2 separate regions of the Homo sapiens genome follow, and region 1 is linked to region 2. Evidence: read pairs that join two places in POLR2A ChIA-PET (ENCODE). Cell type or tissue: Caco-2. All regions are shown on one strand. Links, peaks and the distances in the headings refer to the core of each region. The heading gives the core; the rest is flanking DNA. Region 1 has its middle 9.9 kb from the start of DDX51. Region 2 overlaps LOC105370092.

The links. ChIA-PET counts read pairs that join two places held together with the same protein. Peaks named below come from ENCODE experiments on the same cell type or tissue, not always from the same donor. Only the 100,000 strongest peaks of a DNase experiment are listed, where the experiment ranks them.
Region 1: POLR2A ChIA-PET joins it to region 2 with 5 read pairs; 2 of 35 experiments call an interaction of 5 or more read pairs at or near these places.

The regions. Positions count from the first base shown.
Region 1 is chr12:132,133,002-132,135,896 of GRCh38, reverse strand. No RefSeq gene overlaps it. Among named protein-coding and RNA genes, the nearest start is that of DDX51, 9.9 kb to the left of the region's middle. In Caco-2, for the core only: a CTCF peak has its summit at 1,752; DNase peaks (open chromatin) are centred at 1,392 and 1,703.
Region 2 is chr12:132,428,816-132,431,710 of GRCh38, reverse strand. It overlaps LOC105370092, which reads left to right. Exons shown (of 4, transcript XM_047429966.1): 4 at 1-2,895. Among named protein-coding and RNA genes, the nearest start is that of MUC8, 44 kb to the left of the region's middle. RefSeq lists a silencer at 1,103-1,272 and an enhancer at 2,502-2,895. In Caco-2, for the core only: no CTCF peak of the experiment used is centred there; DNase peaks (open chromatin) are centred at 670 and 1,210; H3K4me3 peaks cover 1,352 bases.

The DNA.
Region 1 (2,895 bases), core at 237-2,736, 300 kb after region 2:
GGGGCACACTCGGGAGGTGGGAGGAGCGGGCACCGTGGGCACACTCGGGAGGTGGGAGGAGCGGGCACCGGGGCACACTCGGGAGGTGGGAGGAGCGGGCACCGGGGCACACTCGGGAGGTGGGAGGAGCGGGCACCGGGGCACACTCGGGAGGTGGGAGGAGCGGGCACCGTGGGCACACTCGGGGAGGTGGGAGGAGCGGGCACCGTGGGCACACTCGGGGAGGTGGGAGGAGCGGGCACCGTGGGCACACTCGGGGAGGTGGGAGGAGCGGGCACCGTGGGCACACTCGGGAGGTGGGAGGAGTGGGCACCGTGGGCACACTCGGGAGGTGGGAGGAGCGGGCACCGGGGCACACTCGGGAGGTGGGAGGAGCGGGCACCGTGGGCACACTCGGGGAGGTGGGAGGAGTGGGCACCGTGGGCACACTCGGGAGGTGGGAGGTAGCGGGCACCGTGGGCACACTCGGGAGGTGGGAGGTAGCGGGCACCGTGGGCACACTCGGGGAGGTGGGAGGTAGCGGGCACCGTGGGCACACTCGGGAGGTGGGAGGAGCGGGCACCGGGGCACACTCGGGAGGTGGGAGGAGCGGGCACCGTGGGCACACTCGGGAGGTGGGAGGAGTGGGCACCGTGGGCACACTCGGGGAGGTGGGAGGAGTGGGCACCGTGGGCACACTCGGGAGGTGGGAGGAGCGGGCACCGGGGCATACTCGGGAGGTGGGAGGAGCGGGCACCGTGGGCACACTCGGGAGGTGGGAGGAGCGGGCACCGTGGGCACACTCGGGAGGTGGGAGGAGCGGGCACCGTGGGCACACTCGGGAGGTGGGAGGAGTGGGCACCGTGGGCACACTCGGGGAGGTGGGAGGAGTGGGCACCGTGGGCACACTCGGAGAGGTGGGAGGAGTGGGCACCGTGGGCACACTCGGGAGGTGGGAGGTAGCGGGCACCGTGGGCACACTCGGGGAGGTGGGAGGAGCGGGCACCGGGGCACACTCGGGAGGTGGGAGGAGCGGGCACCGTGGGCACACTCGGGAGGTGGGAGGAGTGGGCACCGTGGGCACACTCGGGGAGGTGGGAGGAGTGGGCACCGTGGGCACACTCGGGAGGTGGGAGGAGGGGCACCGTGGGCACACTCGGGGAGGTGGGAGGAGTGGGCACCGTGGGCACACTCGGGAGGTGGGAGGAGCGGGCACCGTGGGCACACTCGGGAGGTGGGAGGAGCGGGCACCGTGGGCACACTCGGGGAGGTAGGAGGAGTGGGCACCGGGGCATCTGCAGTGCATTGGGCAGGCCCGTCCCGGCCCTTCCACAGTGGCACGGGGGCCTGGATCCTTCCCCAGAGTTTCGAGATGTGAGAGGGGAGAGGAGCGGGAGGGACAGCAGCTGAGCACACAAAGGAAGAGGTGGGAGGGGCAAGAGGAGGACAGAGCTGTTGGTGACGGTGGGGACCAGGCGAGAGGGGGTGGGGTGGGGGCTGAGGGGTGTGCCGGGGCCATGCCGGCGGCAGGATGGTGGGCACTCACCTGCTGGGCCACCAGCTGCTGAGGGCTCAGGCAGGCGTCCGTGGCTGGGCCTCGAGGGCTCTTTGCGACCTTCACGGAGCACAGAATAGGGAGGAGGGACCTTCAATGTGCAGTGTGGGCCTGAGCTGTCCACACATTCCCGTCTCCTTACCTCTACGGAGGAAGGGGGTAGGTCTTGAAAGTAGGATAATGACAGCAAGGAGCACAGCAGCCACTGGCCTGACCCCGTGTGGCCATGTGGGAGGGGCACAGTGTGAGCTGCCCCTACCTGCATGTAGGCCTGCACTGGCGCGGTCCCCGTGGCCTTGGGAACCTGAGACATGGGGGATGGCAGAAACAGTGCTTTCCTGGTGGGCCGCGGACGGTGGGCCACGGAGGCTAGGCCACTCTCCTGGCGGGCTGCAGTGGTAGGCTGCTCTTGGCTGTTGGCCGGTTGGCTGCTAGGCCTGAACTGTGACTTGCTGGGTATTCATCTATGAACTCAAAGGACAGGCCTTAGAGAAAGAGCTGGAAGACGGCAGAGCCATGGAGGGGCGGCCAACCCCTCCTTCACCTTTCCAGACATGAGTGTTGCGCATGGCCCTGTGCATTCTAGTTGCTGAGAGACTCTAGGGCGAGTCGGACGGGTCTGGCCCTCCAGGAGCGAGGTCTGCACTGTCAGGAAGGCAGAGCAAGGCTGGCCGCAAGTGGCTCATGCCTGTAATCCCAGCACTTTGGGAGACCGAGGCAGGTGGATCACTTGAGGTCAGGAGTTCGAGACCAGCTTGGCCAACATGCTGAAACCCCATGTCTACTAAAAATACAAAAATTAGCTAGGTGTGGTGGCAGATGCCTGTAATCCCAGCTACTCCGGAGCCTGAGGTGGGAGAATTGCTTGAACCTGGGAGGTGGAGATTGCAGTGAGCCAAGATTGCACCACTGTACTCCCGCCTGGGTGACAGAACGAGACTCTGTCTCAAAAAAAAAAAACAAAAAAGGAAGGCAGAGTGAGTCCACCTGCCAGGTAACAGGCAGGGTCCCGGGTCTGGAAGGCCCACAGCCACCCCCACTCAAACTGTCATAGCCCCCCCCATCAGCCCCGGCTCCAAGGAGATGGTCCTTGTCACTGGGTAGATGCAAACTTGGGCAATCAAGAGGTGGACCCACAGGCTCAGCTGGGCCCGGTCTCCGCAGGAGGAGCCCCCGTCAGGCGGGGGGGAGGGGGGCAGAACCACCCCCACACTCCGCCCAGGTCAGGGTGGCAGCCACGTCTCTGGAGGGTGGCACAAGGCCCTCCCTTGCCAATGACACTGATGGCGTCCACATCATTGTGGGGAGGCGTGGGAAATAAAAAGAAACCACTGTACGGGTGGCAGCGACGAGCCGCACCC
Region 2 (2,895 bases), core at 82-2,581:
GGCCAGGCTGTGACCAGACACCTGCAGGGGCTCCTCTGTGTGGTCTGGGCTCCCACACAGCCTGGCAGCTGGTTCCATGAGTAAGAGCCCAGAGCCCCCAGCCCAGAGCCCAGAGCCCGGAGCAGGCCAAGTGGGCCGGCTGCAGCCTTCTGCCCTGTGCTCCTCCCCAGCCCGCCATGAAGGCCGTGCATTCAGGCAGCGGGGAGCGGGGCTCCTCTCCACGGGGGGGTTGAGGGGGAAGGCAAAGGTCTGGAAGAACACGCAGGACTGAAAATATTGTTTCGGCCATGTGTGCATTTTTGGCACAATCTACCATATTAGTAGACGCCAGTTCCAAACCTGGAAACTTGAGCCTCTGGACCTAGGTCTCTGGATCCTCAGCACGGACCAAGCCGCATCTGGGGAGCGCCTGCCGGGGAGCCAAGCCCGCAGGAGGGGCAGGTGCTGGCGGGGGCCGTCACTGCAGTCCTCATATGGTTAGGCCGGGGAATGATATTTCCTCTCCACCTCTCTCGGTGGACCCTAAATCCAAGAGAGAAGACATCTTTCTCACGGCAGCCCCATCTCAGGCAGATCCTGTCGTTTGCAGCCTCTGACCTGTGGGAGGAGCCCAGGCCTGCCGGGAGGCGGGTGCACACTCACAGAACGTGCAGCGCAGGTGTGCACTCTAGAGCCCACCTCAGTGCTGAGGTCGACGTCACCCCCGGGCTCTTGGGCCGTGGCCAACGGCAGGTATGTTGCAAATCTGAACAGCATGGTGTTTCTAAATGTGGGACCTTTGCCCCCAAATCCAGACTTCCGGCTTTTCTTTTTTCTATTTTTTTTTTTTTTTGAGACGGAGTGTCGCTCTGTCGCCCAGGCTGGAGTGCAGTGGCGCGATCTCAGCTCACTGTAAGCTCCACCTCCCAGGTTCACGCCATTCTCCTGCCTCAACCTCCTGAGTAGCTGGGACTACAGGCGCCCGCCACTACGCCCGGCTAATTATTTGTATTTTTAGTAGAGACGGGGGTTTCACCGTGTTAGCCAGGATGGTCTCGATCTCCTGACCTCGTGATCCGCCCACCTCGGCCTCCCAAAGTGCTGGGATTACAGGCGTGAGCCGCTGCGCCCGGCCCCAGCTTTTCTTTAAAAGAACAGAAGGTGGAGCAAGGCTGAGTCCACACCCTGCGAGTCAGGAAGTAGCTGCAGCTGTCTGCGGGCCGCCGCCTCGCCCCGCGGGCTCCTGCCTGCTGTGCCACGCCCCTCACTGCTCCCCACCGCGTTGCAGCTGGCGCTCCACCTGCCGCTCACCAGACCAGGGCTGGCAGCCCCTTCCCAGACCTGCCTCTCTGTGATCTCATGTGACCATGGCAGCTGCAGCTGTCTGTGGGCTGCACACCCGGGCACGGTGGCAAGCTCCCGGGATGGGGGATGATGAGCAACCCTCAGATGGCCCCACAGTGTGCCAGGTATCGCCCTTACACACCTGTAAGGGCGTCACCTCATTTCATTCTCATGACAGCTCTCTGGGGGGGGGCATCATCACTATCACCTTACAGATAAGGAAGCTCAGGCACCAAGAGGTTAGATAACTTGCTCCAGGTCACATAGGGACGATGAGCGTTGCAGGTGTGTGCAGGTGTGCATAGGTGTGTTCCAGTGTGTGCAGGTATGCCCATGTGTGTGCAGGTGTGCTCCAGTGTGTGCAGGTGTGCTCAGGTGTGCGCAGAGGTTCCCAGGTGTGTGCAGGTGTGCCCAGGTGTGTGCCGATGTGCCTAGGTGTCTGCAGGTGTGCTCAGGTGTGTTGAGTGCCAGGCACGAGGAGCCGAGGCCCTTCCACATGTCTTACCCCAGGCTCCAGCGGCCCAGTTCCAGGGTGGGAGGTCTGCCAAGGCCTCATGGCCGCCTGCTCAGGATGGGGGAGGGCACCTTCCCCTTCTTGGCCATCTGCCCAGTCCTCTCGGGGTTGGGGGCTGTGCTGGAGGGGGCGGGCAAGGACGTGCCTACGCTGTCATCTGGTGGCTGCCTCCCAGGAACTAGGGAATTCCAGGTTCCTGTCCAGAGTCCACCCGCAGGCTCCTGACACCAGTGGCTCCCCCAGGCCCAGAGGACGCAGGCTGCTGAGGGGCTGCAGCCCATCAGGGTCCCTGCCTGAGCCCCGCTGTCAGGCAGGCATCCCACAGGAGCACCCTGGGCTCTGCTGCCTTCCCGCGGTTTCCTGTTGTGGGCAGGGCCACAGGGGCTGTTGGGGAAATTCAAGGCCTGGGACCTGGGAACTTCCAGCCTGGGGAGGGAGACGGGCGAGGGCCAGGAGCGGGTTTCAGGAAGTGACCAGTGCCCTGGGAGAGGGAGAGTGGCCGCAGGTGGCTGCTTCCCACAGGCCCCATGGAAAGGACATCTGAGCTGAGGCCTGAGGATGGGAGAACCCTCATGTGTGAAAATGGGGAAGTGGGCGGGAGGTGGGGAGGTGGGCAAGTCGGCAAGTCACAGGGCGTGGGGTAGGAGCTTGAGCGTCACCGTCGGGAAGAGGCCGTGTGGTCAGGGAGGGAGGAGGGTGGCTGCCGTTGGCAGCTGTCAGATGGGACTCGCAGGCAGGTTTCGGACAGGTTTCCTTTCCCAGGCCATCTGCGAGAACAGAGACGAGGGCTTGGATCAGTTTCTGTCTGAGTTGGCGCCTTCCCAGGCTGGCTGTTGGCTCTGCTCCCTTCTGGGACCTGTTGGGATGAGCAGATCAGGGAGTATTTTGAGCCGAAAGGTACGTGGGGAAACTGGGACTGACAGCGAATTCCCTGTCTGCGTTTGCCCACATGAGTTTTTCTTTGTGCTCTTGTGCTCTCAGGAATTCAGCCTCTGAATCCCTCCTGGGCCTGGGGTGGAGCAGGGTGAACACATACGGAAGCGTAAACACAGCGGGCC